Regions from separate parts of the Homo sapiens genome. Here all the other regions are linked to region 2. A link is a loop called in an ENCODE intact Hi-C map of the cell type or tissue named here. Cell type or tissue: PC-9. All regions are shown on one strand.

Region 1 (5,000 bases), 150 kb before region 2:
ATTTACAATCCCCATTTAAGTATAAGCAAACTGTCTTATTTCAGAAAATCAGATTTTTAAAACTTTTTTGATTTACTAGGCCAATTCACCATCCTCTTAATGTTAAAACAAATGTACATACTGAAGACAATTAGCTTAAAATTTGCTAAATGAAACAGCTTTGCAACTTGCTTCTTGTGACTCAGTCCAATTAGACCCACTAGTGTTAAAAATGGAAACTGAAACAGATTTGGATGAGGTTGATAAATTCCCAGATAGGGCCTGCCAAGTAAATCTGACCCACTGTCAGTAGACAACAAATGCTATGCCAATTTTTAATCCTGTACCAGATGGCAAGGAGTCTTGCCGAAGACTTATATTAAACTTTTAAAATTTTCCTCAACTGGAATTAGAATACAAGTATGCAAAAGGTGGTTTACTTTCTCGTTGTATGTTGGGGATAAATACTGTTTGCATTTAAATCAAATTAAACATTCTATTAGTGTGATCTTATTTAGATTTCAAGACCTAGGAAATGACATATATCTTACTCATATCTTACATTTCTTTTAGTAGTACCTTTTGTTTTGCCAACGGTACTTAGCTCTGCTAACCAACACCAGAGATGAGTCTTAACCACAAGAACAAAGACAGGGGTGGTATGCACACTTACTAATTCTCCCAGGCCCAGATGCACACTTTCTCCAGGTAGTCCCTCTGCTGTCACCTAAAACCACAATGCAATGGGAGCTGAGCACAGTGGAAGCCCATTGCAGTGGGAGCCCATTGCAGGAGAAACCCCAGGGAGCTCATCACAGAAGGGAGGCCACATCACAGAGGGAGCCCATGACAGTAGAAGCCCCATCGCAGTGGATGCTCAGCTCACCACCCACATCTAAACTAGCAACCCGACCTGATCATGTTTGTAATACTAAGATTAGGTTTTTTGTTTGTTTGTTTGTTTTTGAGACGGAGTTTCGCTCTTGTCACCCAGGCTGGAGTGCAATGGTGCGATCTCAGCTCCCTGCAGCCTCTGCCTTCCGGTTCAGGCAATTCTCCTCCTTTAGCCTCCCAAGTAGCTGGGATTATAGGCGTGTGCCACCACACCTGGCTAACTTTTGTATTTTTAGTAGAGATGGGGTTTCACCATATTGGCCAGGCTGATCTAAACTCTTGACCTCAGGCCATCCACCCGCCTCAGGCTCCCAAAGTGCTGGGATTATAGGCGTGAGCCACCGCGCCTGGCGACAATATTAAGATTAGTAGCCATCCAGTACATTGATCTCCTCTGCTTAACGTTATCAGTCTATTTGCATAATGTGGAGTCGGCTTTTGAACTTCGATATGTTGACAATCAGAAATAAAGTAATAGCTCTTCACATGGTTGAAGAGATACATAGCTTAGGTTTTACTGTATTTCTAGAAACCCTAATCAATCTTCCTCCCACGTTGTCATTCTTTCTACCACCCTAATTAATAATTCTTTGTCCCAAGGCAGCTTTTAAAACACTATTATTGGTTATAATGATTCTTCCATTCTGCCCAAATCCTAAACGGCACCATCTCCTGCTATTTTTAATGCATCAGAATAGAAGATACAAAGAGGTAAAAGTCAAGCTGCCAATGTGCACAGCTGACACATCTATTAGCAAAGCATTCAGAGTTTAAACCCCAAAGCTATTAAAAAAAAAAAAAGACTCATGCCATATAATAAAGGTGACTCTTCACACAGCAGAAATGTGTTAGATGAGAAAGTTCATCCTTCTTTGAAACCACAAAGAATTTATAGTTGAAAGTTTCCGGTCAGATTTTCACTTAAGCAGCTCATCAAACATAGCTGCAGTCTATGACACAGAAATAATAACTGATATATAAATAGGGGATTTTTTTAGGATCCTCTAATAAAAGATGATACAAGACCAGAGAAGTTATTTCAGTGTATGGTTCCGGTCTCTACCATTCACTTGCCAATTCAAAAAATTTCAGCATTCTCTGGAATTCTGAATGAATGGCAGGGATTGTATTTTTAACTACCAGGCTCTAATCCTCGACTTCCCTCACAGACTTGCCAAGAAGTTTCCACTTGTTTAAGTTAGCAGCAGTAGGCACAGCAGCCATGTGAAAGGTCTCCTAGTGCCTCTGCCCTGGCCAGCTGTGGTGATCCATCTCCCTCACGTCCTTCCCACTGAGCACCACCGACTTTTCTGCAGACTCATTCTGTCTGAACCTACTCAGTCAGGCAGAAGCTGAGTCAAGCAAAGCTGCTGTCAGCCCCAAAGAGCAGATGAGCCAAATCAGGACTGTAATACCCGTGGTTCCTGCAGGGATTCATTTACCAGAGTTTTGTCCCTGGGGTGGGAAAAAAAAGTGGCACTGTGAAGTGCCACTTCCCAGAGAAAACCACTTTGGAAGGCTGGTGACTCATCAAGACAGCCCCAGGTGTGACTCAGGAGCCTCACTTCAGAAGGTGAACAGTTCAGTCACTGTGTTAGAGACACCCCGTCATATGCTGCACGCACCCCAACAGCACCCGGCCCTGGCAAGCCTCACTTTGCCTCTGCAAACTGAGCAAAATTCTTGCTTAACCTCATTTTTCCTATTTTGTGAAAACATAAGAAGGAAAAAAAAAAAAGGACTGGGAGTTTCTGTTGCTTGTTTGATTTGGGCCAAGAGCCATATTAAAGAACTTTGGCTGCGTTGCAAACAATTTTATTATTAGTACCAGCATTTTTTTTTCTCCTCTCATGCCAGGATCAATAATGCTATTAAAAAATGTATAGTCCAGACACAGTGGCTCACGCCTGTAATCCTAGCACTTTGGGAGGCTGAGGCAGGAGGATTGCTTGAGCATAGGAGTTCAAGGCCAGCCTGGGCAACATAGGGAGATCTTATCTCTAAAAAAAAAAAAATCAAAATATGAGTCGGGCGTGGTGGTATATGCCTGTGGTCCCAGCTTCTTGGGAGGCTGAAGCGGAAGATTACTTCAGCCTGGGAGGTCGAGGCTGCAGTGAGCCGTGATCATACCACTGCACCCCAGTGTGGGCGGCAGAGCAAAACTCTGTCTCAAAAATAATAATAAAATAAAATAAATAAAAGATGTATAAATCACCTTAAGTTTATTGTGTTGGAACTCCACAACAATGTGAGAGTCTATTTCACGATATTATTTCCAGATGTCAAGTATAAAATATGTACTTGGTAGAGTCTTTATTTCACTTTTCTCCTTTCTCACAAACAAAAACATGGGATGAGAATCAGAAGTAGAGAAAAGATGAGACGCTTTATGAATGGTGAATTATTATTACTCTTATTTTTTTCTGAGATGGAGTTTCACTCTTTCAACCAGGCTGGAGTGAAGTGGCACAATCTTGGTTCACTGCAACCTCCGCCCCTCAGGTTCAAGCGATTCTCCTGCCTCAACCTCCTGAGTAGCTAGGATTATAGGCGTGTGCCACCACACCTGACGAATTTTTGTATTTTTAGTAGAGGCAGGGTTTCACCATGTTGGCCAGGCTGGTCCTGAACTCTTGACCTCATGTTATCCACCCGCTTCGGCCTCCCAAAGTGCTAGGATGACAGGCATGAGCCACCACGCCCAGCCACATGAATAGTGAATTCTAGAATAATTAATAGGAAGTGGAATGTATTCATCCATTTTTTCATTAGACAAGTATTTACAGTGGGGTACATCTTCCATAGGGATTCAGTTCCAAACTCAGTTTTCTTTTGTTTGAAAGAGATGCTGCCCAGGCTGGACTCCAACAGTTGGGCTTAAGTGATCCTCCTGCCTCAGCCTCCCGAGGCTGGGTCTACACATGCGTGCCACCTTGCTCTGCTCCCCAAAATCAGTTTTGGCAAATGTGGAGTGTGGTAAAAATTACCACTGAAAAACTTTTGAATATACAGTCCACTAGGCTTTGTGTACATTATATTATCTTTCAGTAAGCCCAATGCAGCCAGTTTCTTCCAGGGTTAGAATATGGTGCTATTTCTACACCCAAGATCCAGATGAAGTGATGCTGTACCCAAATATGTATGTCGGGATTTGCTAGGCACTCAGTGATGAATTCACGACACTTCAACATGCATACGGTGATGAGTGCCTGTAATACCTAGGCCCTCAAGGAGCTGGCAGTCAAATGAGCAGGGAGAAGGTGGCAGTGAAACAACGAGCAGTATGGTGGTAAACAGCACAGACTCTATTGTTTTTGTTATTATAAATGGTCCAGAGCCTGACACTCTGTCTCAACAGCTGTATGTTAGAAATGTTTCCCATATCAACTGCATCTAACATCTAGGAATCAGCTTCAATCTCACAATAAGTCTTAAAAAGAAGTTAGTATTTTAGAGTAGCCACTAAGCTACTCTAAATGCTAAAATACTTTGACAATTGTTTTTCCATGCTCTCTGTGCCTAACACGTTTTTAACATGTTGTTTTTTCCAGTTGTTCTTAAATGGGACACTGACCCAGTGCTTGGCTGCTCCGAAGCCACTCCAAATGTGAAATATGTCGAAGCTAAAGCTGCACTGCCCTCCTTTCTCTTCTTTCTAATGGGGCCAAGTGAATTAAATGTCACTCATCCCAAAAAAGAAGGCAAATCCTCTTTAAAACCAAAAATTCTTTTGGGTTAGGCTAGCTTCTCCTCTATTCATGTGAAGAGATTTAATTCCTTTTTGTTGGTTTTGTTTTTTTCAATTCTGGGAAGAGGATGAGCCACCCTGGCTCTGGCCATCAGAGCCACTTTCTTTTTGCACATGTTTGAAAGGCATGACACAACTTGAACTGGAAAAAGGGCTGGCATGAACCCCGGCATCTCAAGAGAGACTAGAGGTGCTTTTCAGAGTGAGGTTCCCATTTTGCAAGAAATTATTTGGAGGATCAAAGACAAAAACTGAGGCATCGAAAGGGACCAACTTAGGCTTCAGAGGAAGGGGAGAGTGCTACTGGGGACCTTGAAAATAATTATCAGGAAACACAGCTTATGGTTCACATTTCAAACCCAGCCTACAATGTTTCTTT
Region 2 (5,000 bases):
CAGGCCACTAAAATGAATTTGTGTCAACCATTCTCTTTAAGTCTGAGGGTTTCAGAGTTCCAGGAGAGACTTACAGTCTCAGTGTGGATAGCAGGGAGCATGGTCCCATGTCTGACAGTCCCATCTAACTATAGCCAATTGGGAAGAGCATATTTCACAATGTAAATTGGGGTATAATCAAAACAGCAAAATGATCAGTAAAAATAGCACCTTCTTGATGCCCTTAGTGACAACTAATGTCTCCTCTCTTATAAATGCAGAGCTCCTTATTTGTTGTAGCTCTTCATCTGCCTAACACACTCTAACTGAACTGATGATGTTTATGTACCTTTCCATTTCCTCCAGTAGCTTATAAGCTTTGGAAGGCAGTGGCTGAAGCAGCTTCATAATCTGGGGAGCAGTGTCCTAAAGATCTCCCAATGTGGCTATTTCAAAATTTGTTTAGAATATTCTGAGGCATGAACTTATGGAAAAGCAAATGCCCTTTTCTCTATTCCACTATAGACAAAGAAATTTTTAATAGTTTTTACCTTTCTAATTTGAAAAACACAAGATGACTATAGGAAGACATAAATACTCAGTTGCTTTCCTATCTTTTCTAAATCTGCCAAATGCCCACAACATCTCTCACTTTAGTAGAAAATCTATTAAGTTAAAATTTCAAAGGATATACAGTTGTCCCTTGGTATCCACAGGGGATTGGTCCTAAGACTCCTGAGGATACAAAAATCTGTGGATGTTCAAGTCCCTTACATAAAATGGTGTAGTACAGAAAGTCCCCAACTTTTGATTGTTCAACTTGCAATTTTTTGACTTTAGGATGGTGATACACGCATTCAATATGCTCTTTATGACAGGACTACATCTGGATAAACCCATCGTAAACAGAAAATATCGAAAGGTAAATCCATCATAAGACAAGGAGCATCATGTTTGCATATAACCTATGCACATCCTTCCCTATACTTGAAGTCATTTCTAGACTACTTGTAATACCTAATGTAAATGACATGTAAATAGTTGTTATACTACATTTTAAATTTTTTTGTATTATTCTTATTGTTATTTTTGTATTTCTGAATACCTTTGATCTGTGGTTGATCGAATACATAGATGTGGAACCTGAGATATGGAGACTGACTGTAATACTGGTCCAATTTTCTTTAGAGCTGATTTTAGCTAAGTCTCTTCGATAGTTCATCTAACTTCCTAGCTGGTATAACTTTTGAATCAGGCTAAAAATAAAACACAATCCACTGGAAAATAACTCTTCTAATAACTGGCTAAGAAGAAATTGCTCTCAGACTCTTCCAACTTGTATCTGGGAAGATTTTTTTTTTTTTTTTTTAATGGAGTTTTGCTCTTGCTGCCCAGGCTGGAGTGCAATGGCGCGATCTCGGCTCACTGCAATCTCCGCCTCCTGGGTTCAAACAATTCTCCTGCCTCAGCTTCCTGAGTAGCTGGGATTACAGGCGCCCACCACCATGCCCGGCTAATTTTTTGTATCTTCAGTAGGGACAGGGTTTCACTATTTGGCCAGGCTGGTCTTGAACTCCTGGCCTCAAGTGATCCGCCTGCCTCGGCCTTCCTAAGTGCTGGGATTAGAAGTGTGAGCCACCATTCTGGGAAGACAATTCTAAAAAGCCATAATTATAGAAAATATGTTACTAAATCAGTTAGTTCTTTTATGAACATAAAATACACTGCAATGGATTATAATCCACAGTAAGACCAAGAATAAGGCTTGTTAAAATACTGTGAAAAGGAGTATCCATAGAATGGAATATTATTCAGTCATAAAGTGCATGAAATACTGATACATGCTAGAACATGGATGAACCTTGAAAACATTATGTTAAGTGAAAGAAGCCAGACACAAAAGGCCACATATTATATAATTCCACTTATATGAAATATCCAGAATAGGCAAATCTACAGAAAGTAGATTAGTGGTTGCTAGAAGAAGGGAAAATGAAGAGTGATTGCTAATAATTACAGGTTTCTTTTGGGTATGATAAAAATGTTCTGTAATCAGATAGTGGTAATGGTTGCACAATTTTGTGAACATCCTAAAGCCACTGAATTGTACATTTTGAAAGGGTAAATTTTATGTGAATTTTATCTCAATAAAAAATAAATTTTAAAAAGAAAGGGAGGAGGCTTAATGAGAGGTTTGGCATGAAAATAAATTGTTTTAAGGGCCCAAGAAAGGCATGGAATTTAGTATTTATCCCTTGGTAAAAACAAAGAGTAGATGAAACAAGCATAGAAAAGAATACCCAATAATTATATTCTTGAAAGCCTAAACATAAAAAAAAGGTTTTAATTACATTGCTCATACCAAGAGATAAATAATTTTTGCCTTTTTGAAAAGTACATGGGGACTTGCTCATTTTTCCCCCCAAATACTAAAAAAAAAAAAAAATGCCTGTAGCTTTTCTTAAGCTCTTCTTTTAGTCTATGAATTGTGCCAAGTCTCAGCTGCAAATCAAGCCATTTTATTATGGTGCAGCACTTAAACTCACTTGAGCTTTGTAAGAATTTTTTATTTATTTGGAATGAAAGAATATGGTTTTCAGACCATGCCAGGAAATCATATCCTAACCATCTATACTTGCTCCAATGAAACTCAGACTTCCCTGGATTTTCTTTTCCTCATTCTCTGAATTTTAATCTGTGTGCTTTTAGTCTTCGAGTTAACTGAGAAGCCTTTTCGTTCTGTGAACTAAGCACATTCCTTCAAAACCACAGGCATCCACTTCTCATTGGACTTATGACAATCACAACATTGGCACACAGGTAAAAAATAACTTGATTTGCTTTTCCCATCACACCTCTGGTTACCTCAGGGGACCCCACTTCAATGGAAAAAGAGTAAGGATAATTTCTGTCAAAGTATTCCTCAGTATTCTATAATGATTTCACCTTTCCTCTGCACACTTCCACAGCTGTAGCCATTGAATCATGTTAGATTTCTGCCTTCCAGAAGAAGGCAGAGTTTCAAGGAAAAGCAATTCTAGTAGACACCAGACCAGAGGAACTTCCCTTCTTCAGAATAACTCCCTCAGGAGATTCCTTTCTGCAGCCTAATGAGCTTATGGATTAAACTATTTTAGAGGATGGAACAGCCTAAGAGCATTCTAAATTCTGAGACTAGAACTTTATCCTTTGTTCAACACACAATATGGGTCACTCTAAGTACCTACTATTAACAAAACTGAATCTGTACCATGTAAAAAAGCCAGAAAAGATTTCAAAATGTGCTTTGTTATCAATATAATGCCATGCATAAGTGGGTAGTTTATAGCTTAGTGTAACAGAGCAGAGTAAAAAAAATTTTAAAAGTTAAAAGGCCTCATATGGTTGGTGAGATAAGGCACAAATCTTTTTTGTGTTATTTCCCTTTTTGGCTGCTGGGCAGACTCTTCTGCAACAGAGGATATGATAACTGCAAGAGAAGAAAATGAAAAGTGTAGTCTTTGCAACTAAAAAATGTCAACTTAGGCTCAAGCACAATAAAAAAACACAGTCTCTCACTCTGGTGGTCATATAATTGGTAATATTTCTAATGATAACAAACATAATTTACATTATAATTATAAAAAGTTCATCTTATTCAAAAGTTGCTTGGGTTTAGAATGGCAACAACTCAAGTAAAAGCCCAGTTTTAGAGCACATTAACATAGATATTTGTATTATTGATACTGCCTTTTAACCCACTAAGGATATGAAATTACTTTTTCTATATTCGCCCATTATGGTATGTCAAAACTTTTGGACTCATGGCTGTTGTGCATACTTAAGTTATAGATGGAGTTCCTGGGTAGAGAGGAGCTGTAAAAATCTAGAACAAAGAGCCATTACTACTCTGTGATCAAATCATTAAATACACATTTTAGTGCCATATAGTATTTTTTCTCATCTTTATATAATTTTTTGAAAGCTGAAAAATAATGGGCTTATTCTGCTTTTATAATTCAAACATTACTTTCAAAATGTATAAAGCTTACTGAACTAACCACGTTAATGGTGGAGTTAGGTTCATTTGTTCTAAGAAAAGTATTTGAGTTTGAATATAACAGTCATGATGGTTTTAAAAGTGAACATATTTAAGTTAGAGGCAATGTAGTATCATAACATTTCCACCAAAATATTTTCTACTGTTGGTGGAAGAAAGATGTGAGAGTAATCTATGATTATGGAAACTCTGGAAAAGAAGATACTTAATCAAATTCATATAAGTACAGAGAAGACTGAGTAAGTTATAGCAGGAGGACTTTAATATAGCAGCTGACAGAACTTCCTGATCATAAGGGATGTGAAAAACTTCAAAGAAATACTGTTTCCATTTGAGATGAAAAACAACACAAACAATTCTCCATTTAGAAGTAATATTACCTAGAAAAGGAGAAACGGCTTAATGTCTTAAGATTCCCATGTTTTTTTCACTAACATGGAGAAAAAAATGACAGAAAAAGGAAACTCTAGAGCGCTCTATATATAAAACCCTCAGCCTGTTTACCTGAGTCCTTTGGGGACTGAGTAGTTTTGAACAGCTGAGTTTTCTGGTAAACTATGTGTTTATCATTCTAAGAATTAAGTTTGGATAAAAATATCTACTAAAAATATATTTAAATTCCCTGATCTTTTTTCTTTCCTTTAATATTTTTTCCTAAATGTTATGAAAGTTATTCAAACTTACTATAGAAATTAAAAAAGAAAAGAAACAGCCATAATTCCGCCACCCAGAAACAACCAGTTGGCATTTTTTTCCCAGTTTCTTTAACAGAGTATACAGGACATAATTCAAGGCTGTAAAATAATGAGATCCTCAGTCTACAAAACTATTTCAATAATGGTAAACATTTATTGAGTTCTTTGTAAAGCCTGGTACTATGTTAAACATTCTATATACATGGTCTCATATAGTCCTTACGAGTCAATGTGGTAGGTAATCCTATATTCCTATTTTAGAGATGAACAAAAAAAAAGGCTTTGAG
Region 3 (5,000 bases), 200 kb before region 2:
TCGATCTCAGCTCACTGCAACCTCCACCTCCCAGGTCCAAGAGATTCTCCTGCCTCAGCCTCCTGAGTAGCTGAGACTACCGGCACCCGCCATTATGTCTGGCTAATTTTTGTATTTTTACTAGAGACAGGGTTTCACCATGTCGGCCAGGCTGGTCTCGAACTCCTGACCTCAAGTGATCTGCCCGCCTTGGCTTCCCGAAGTGCTGGGATTACACGCGTCAGCCACCACGCTTAGTCAAAAATTAAAATTTTTTTCTACTTAAAAAAACTCAACAAATCAAATTTTAATTTCCTTAAAAAAATGAAGAGAAAGCAAAACTTCAATAAGAATTGCTTTTTTTTTCTAGAGTTGCCATTTCTTTGGTGAACCTGAAGTAGCCTCACAGCCTTTGGGAAATTCAGTAAAAATAAAAGAAAACTCTATCACAGACAAAAGACTTCCTTTCACAGAAATGCACTCTTTATGTCTTCCATGTTAGATTCCTGGTACCCCTCCACTTGAAGTGTCTGCCGCATTCCAAGATAATTCATCAATTATCAGATACAAGTAGCTCAGCTCTGTTGCTACACCAGCCAATGCTAGATTGGAGGGACTGCATTTAAGGAAATTCTCCTGCTTCAGAAGATTCCTTATCAGCAGAGATACCAAACCTTACTGGCTCTTTTGATCCTAATTCTGTAGCCAGTAACCTGAGGGGTCACTGGAAAGAAAAAGGAGTATCTGATGCTCACTTTCACAGAACTCTGCTCAGGTGCATCTGGTCTCAGTTCCAGTAATGAAAGTCAAAGATGGTAGCCACTGGGCCCCTGTGAAGCAGGGAATGGTTTTAATTTACTCTTCTGGTCTTTAACTTGGATTAAAGTTAATTATTTTTCCTTTTCTGCAAAAATACAAGTTATCTGAAGGCAGTCACATCCCATTTACCTGTCTGTTATTTTCTACTAAATAAATATTGATTGAATGAATGAAGAGATAAAGGAATGAAGGAAGGAAAAAAAATATGAGCTTCCATACTGAAATAATGAAGGCTCACTTTAGATTTGTAATCAAAGTTTCCTCAGATCCATTTTGTTAATGTTCTCGCATGATTTCAATGCCAATGAGTTAATAGGTGACCCTTTGGCATTGTGGTATACATCAAATCATGCAACAAGGACCAAGGAGTTGTTTTTTTCATGGCACAACATCATCAAACTATATGCCTAGTGGAACAACGGCATAGCAGAAGGAACAGGAAGAAAAATGAAACAATATTTATATAGCATATTCTCCACAGGGATCTTTCAGATTCGTCGTATCATTCAAGAATGATAAAACTATAGACAGCGTGATAATTTATTAGTAATTAGGGGATAAATTCATCTACTTATTAAATTTTGCCAACCTCCCTTTCTACTACAGAAAGAGAGCATAGCCTGGGGCCTTGCTCCCAGACAGGCTCAGTTGGTAGAAGGGCAGGTAGGTCTAGGCCTACCTGCAGGGCCTGGGCCCCAAGAAGACAGGCTGTACAATTAAGGCCGCCTACAAGCAAGAGGAGAGCCAGTGTAATTACAAACTGTCCACTGAGCAAGGGATATTCAGGCAGTTGTTGACTACCCAGGACATAGGGGTAGGACAGAGAGAACAAACAGAAGTGTACAGATAATCTTTAAATTTCACCAGAACCACCACTTCCCCCATCTCTCCAAATTCCTACCAGATGCTGGAAGGCAACTAAACAAGTGAGCCAAAGATCACTTTTAATTCCAGTCCATTTCCCTGCTGCTGCCATGGCTTAGGTTCAAAAAGTGAAGCAGAAAATCACCAAAAGAGTTCAAAAAATCCACCAAGATGAAACACAGAGCCCACACCTGAATACTGAATAATCAGGTGTCCTGGCAAATGCCCCAGAAAACTATTATAGAACACTCCAATGCCATTTATTATATGGTCTTAAATCATATCTTTGACAATCAGGAGCATGCTGCTTCTGCATGGGGAAAAAATCTGCCATGATTAAAAAGTCTATTTAGACCTTTTCCTGTACTCCCTAACAAAAATAAAAAGGCATCAGAACACCAGAACCAACCACTCCACCATTCCATCTCCTCCTAACTACACACACACACACACACACACACACACACACACACACACACACAGAGTCAAGGCTGAACTACATGAGTCCCTGTGAGCAAATCTGGACAATCTTTTCTCCTGCTTCATATACAATGCAACAATGCAATTGCTCACTATGATGCAGCACAACGCCCCACGTTCCACAGCCTCCAAGGATCAGCATTTAAGGAACTTGGTTGGCATTTCTGTAATATGAACCATCAGTACTACATCCTGGTTCAAAGGCACCTACAGCTGGAATAAAGGAAACAATTTGGGGCACTTTTCCCACCCCTTTTCAGAAATACTTTCTGTGGGAAAGAAGGAGGAGAAGCAAGAGAAAGAGAAACACACCCGCAAAAACAGAGAAGCAAGTCATTCTTTGCAGAATGGTCACAACTTTGTGTAAAGAAAAAACTCACTAAAGCTCATTTAAGTATAAAACTGAGAATGTATAAAATGCTGTTGGGATACTGTTTAATTTACCTTACATTATAAAACAGAAAAATTATTCCAAATAAAATTATTATTCAAAGACAGAAAACAATTAACAATACAATTACTTCCCATCAAGAAACATGACACTATATATCTAAAATCAGTATAAACAACCGTTAGCCTGAAATAACCGTGAAAGTTCAAACATAAATCCTCAGGGTAAAAGACACAACTGTAGTTACCTAATTATTAAGTTGTATTCCTCAAATTTGGAGGAAAGTTCAGCTGAGCAACAAAGCACAATTTATATTCATTTTCCTTATTTTCAAAGACTATATCTGAGAAATGATTTTAATTTACCATGCATTTTAAACCTCACACAATATAGATTTCTTATATCCTGGAATGTATTTGATGAGAAATACATTATTCATTCATGGAAGTCAATGTGTATTTTTGAAAGTATCAAATGTAGCTTTAAAAAAACAGCATTTACCCTAACATGCTCGGTCCTTTCCTCCAAGAAAGTTCTCTGGAATGTTAAAACTACTTATTTCTCTAATTTCTCTAAAGTAGCAAAAGGAAGTTATTCATGTATCTTGCTTCATGTGAGTCACAAAACAAAGTCTGAAAAGTTAAAACAATAAACTGAAGCTTTTCTCCCCAAAAATGTAGCCAGAAAAAAAGCATGAGACCTGAAAACATGGGTTATATTAGTTTAGCAACACAGAAGAAAGAATTCTGCTCTTCCATAGACCAAGCCACTGAAACAGGGAGAGCACTGTGGGTTCTTTTAGGAATTCTCTTGTATTCGTTTTTGAAGTACAGCACTGAGCCTGACCCACAGAGGGCACACGGCAACACACTCCTGACTGACGGAATGAAAACTGAATGAATGGAGTATGGTACAAAAGTGCCTGATTGATGCCCAGGCAGTTTTGCAGAGCACTCTGTTGGAGTCCATATACAAACCACTTTCCCTTCTCATTCTCCCTTCAGCTTCCCTCTTTTTCATGCTCTGTGGTGGACCAAGATCCTTTGTCATTTCTTCTGAGGAACATCCACTCCACTATCTGCTTGAATCTCGGGGGGTTCTCTGTGACTACTTTGACCAAGAGAGTGTGGCAAAAGCGACTCCACGACCGTTTCCAGAGCTAGGCCCCAAGAAATTGGCAACTTCTACTTCCTGTCTCTTAGAATGCTTTTTCTTGAAAACCCAGCTGCTATGGAATGAGTACCACTACTCTGAGATCGCCACACCATAGATCCCAGGCTTTTGTTCCAGCTTAGCCCAGTCTTCCAGCAATCCTCACCATCATGCCACCCACTTAGGTAAAGCCATTGTGAACTATCCAGACCAACCCACCTACCAGTTGAATACCACTAAATGACCTCAGTCAATGCCATGTAGAGCAGAAGAATATCCCAGGTGAGCCCCTTCTAAATTCTGACCCACAAAATTGTGCGATATAATGAAATGGCTATTTAAGCAACTACATTTTGGGATAATTTGTTACACAACAACAGACTCTTGTCTCTCTACTTTCTCCTTTCTCTCCTTCTAAAGACTAGCAGTGGAAGCCAAAGGCAGCCATGCTAATACAGCTCGTCCTTGTACCCTTAAGCTTCGTTCTGAAAAGGCAGGCAGAACACTGAGAGAAGAAACTGGATTTTAATCAAGAGGCTTGGAGTAGGGCTTTGAGCCCTATTGTCTCTTCTTCTCTAGAAGAATTACCCTGAAGGTAAGCAGCTACCTACCCATCAGCTTTGGCACCAAGGCCAGGGAGCCTCCACCAGACACCATGGAAAGCCATACCTGCCTCATGAGCTCCTCTTGGCGCATTCGAATCCTTTCTCTCTCCATCTGGATTCTCTGAAGCCGCAGTTTCTGCTGCTGCTGCTGCTGAGTGGTCAGCGCATTGGGCATACTCATGAGCCCTGCGGGTGGGTTCTGAGTGGGGTGGTTCTGCTGGCTCAGGGTACTGGGGGCCATCTGCTGCTGGTGTTGGTGATTCATCACTGCAAGAGGGAAGAACATACAGATTAATGACCAGGGCCCACAATACCTTATCAAAAATAGACCATCAGAATGTTTTCTGCTTTGGAGTATAGATTCCTGAGATTCCTTCCAAAGTACTTTCCTGTTAACCATTACTGTTTAAGTAATTATTACCTTAATTCAATTCACGGAGGCTCGAATACTGGCCCCAATCCTGACTCATCTAGCCTCGGCTTTTGTTTCTGTTAAAATCTCATTTCACACCTCCCTGTCTAGAGTACATTTTAAGCCTTACATAGAACATAGTGGTCTAAAGCAAATTCCACAAAGGTTATCACAAGTTATGAGATAATTTCACCAGATCATTTGTGTGTGTGTGTGTGTGTGCATGTGTATACTTTCTCAGTTAATTTGTGTGTTTATGGCAGAGGTAAGGAGGGCATGTGATCTTTGGTACACAAAC

The links. A loop is a pair of places that touch in the nucleus more often than their neighbours do. Peaks named below come from ENCODE experiments on the same cell type or tissue, not always from the same donor. Only the 100,000 strongest peaks of a DNase experiment are listed, where the experiment ranks them.
Region 1: a loop joins it to region 2, with 7 times the contacts of the local background. A loop is called at or near these places in 1 of 110 quality-filtered maps.
Region 3: a loop joins it to region 2, with 6 times the contacts of the local background. A loop is called at or near these places in 1 of 110 quality-filtered maps.

What each region holds. Positions count from the first base shown.
Region 1 is chr3:149,579,686-149,584,685 of GRCh38, forward strand. All of the region lies in intron 2 of WWTR1 (WW domain containing transcription regulator 1), which reads right to left. Among named protein-coding and RNA genes, the nearest start is that of WWTR1-IT1, 70 kb to the right of the region's middle. In PC-9, no CTCF peak of the experiment used is centred here; DNase peaks (open chromatin) are centred at 586, 1,736 and 2,346; H3K4me3 peaks cover 2,679 bases; H3K27ac peaks cover 5,000 bases.
Region 2 is chr3:149,733,627-149,738,626 of GRCh38, forward strand. COMMD2 (COMM domain containing 2) reads right to left here. Exons shown (of 5, transcript NM_016094.4): 5 at 4,846-5,000. Among named protein-coding and RNA genes, the nearest start is that of COMMD2, 16 kb to the right of the region's middle. In PC-9, no CTCF peak of the experiment used is centred here; a DNase peak (open chromatin) is centred at 2,735; H3K27ac peaks cover 3,094 bases.
Region 3 is chr3:149,537,981-149,542,980 of GRCh38, forward strand. WWTR1 (WW domain containing transcription regulator 1) reads right to left here. Exons shown (of 7, transcript NM_015472.6): 4 at 4,355-4,557. Among named protein-coding and RNA genes, the nearest start is that of TM4SF4, 66 kb to the left of the region's middle. In PC-9, no CTCF peak of the experiment used is centred here; a DNase peak (open chromatin) is centred at 2,311; H3K27ac peaks cover 1,990 bases.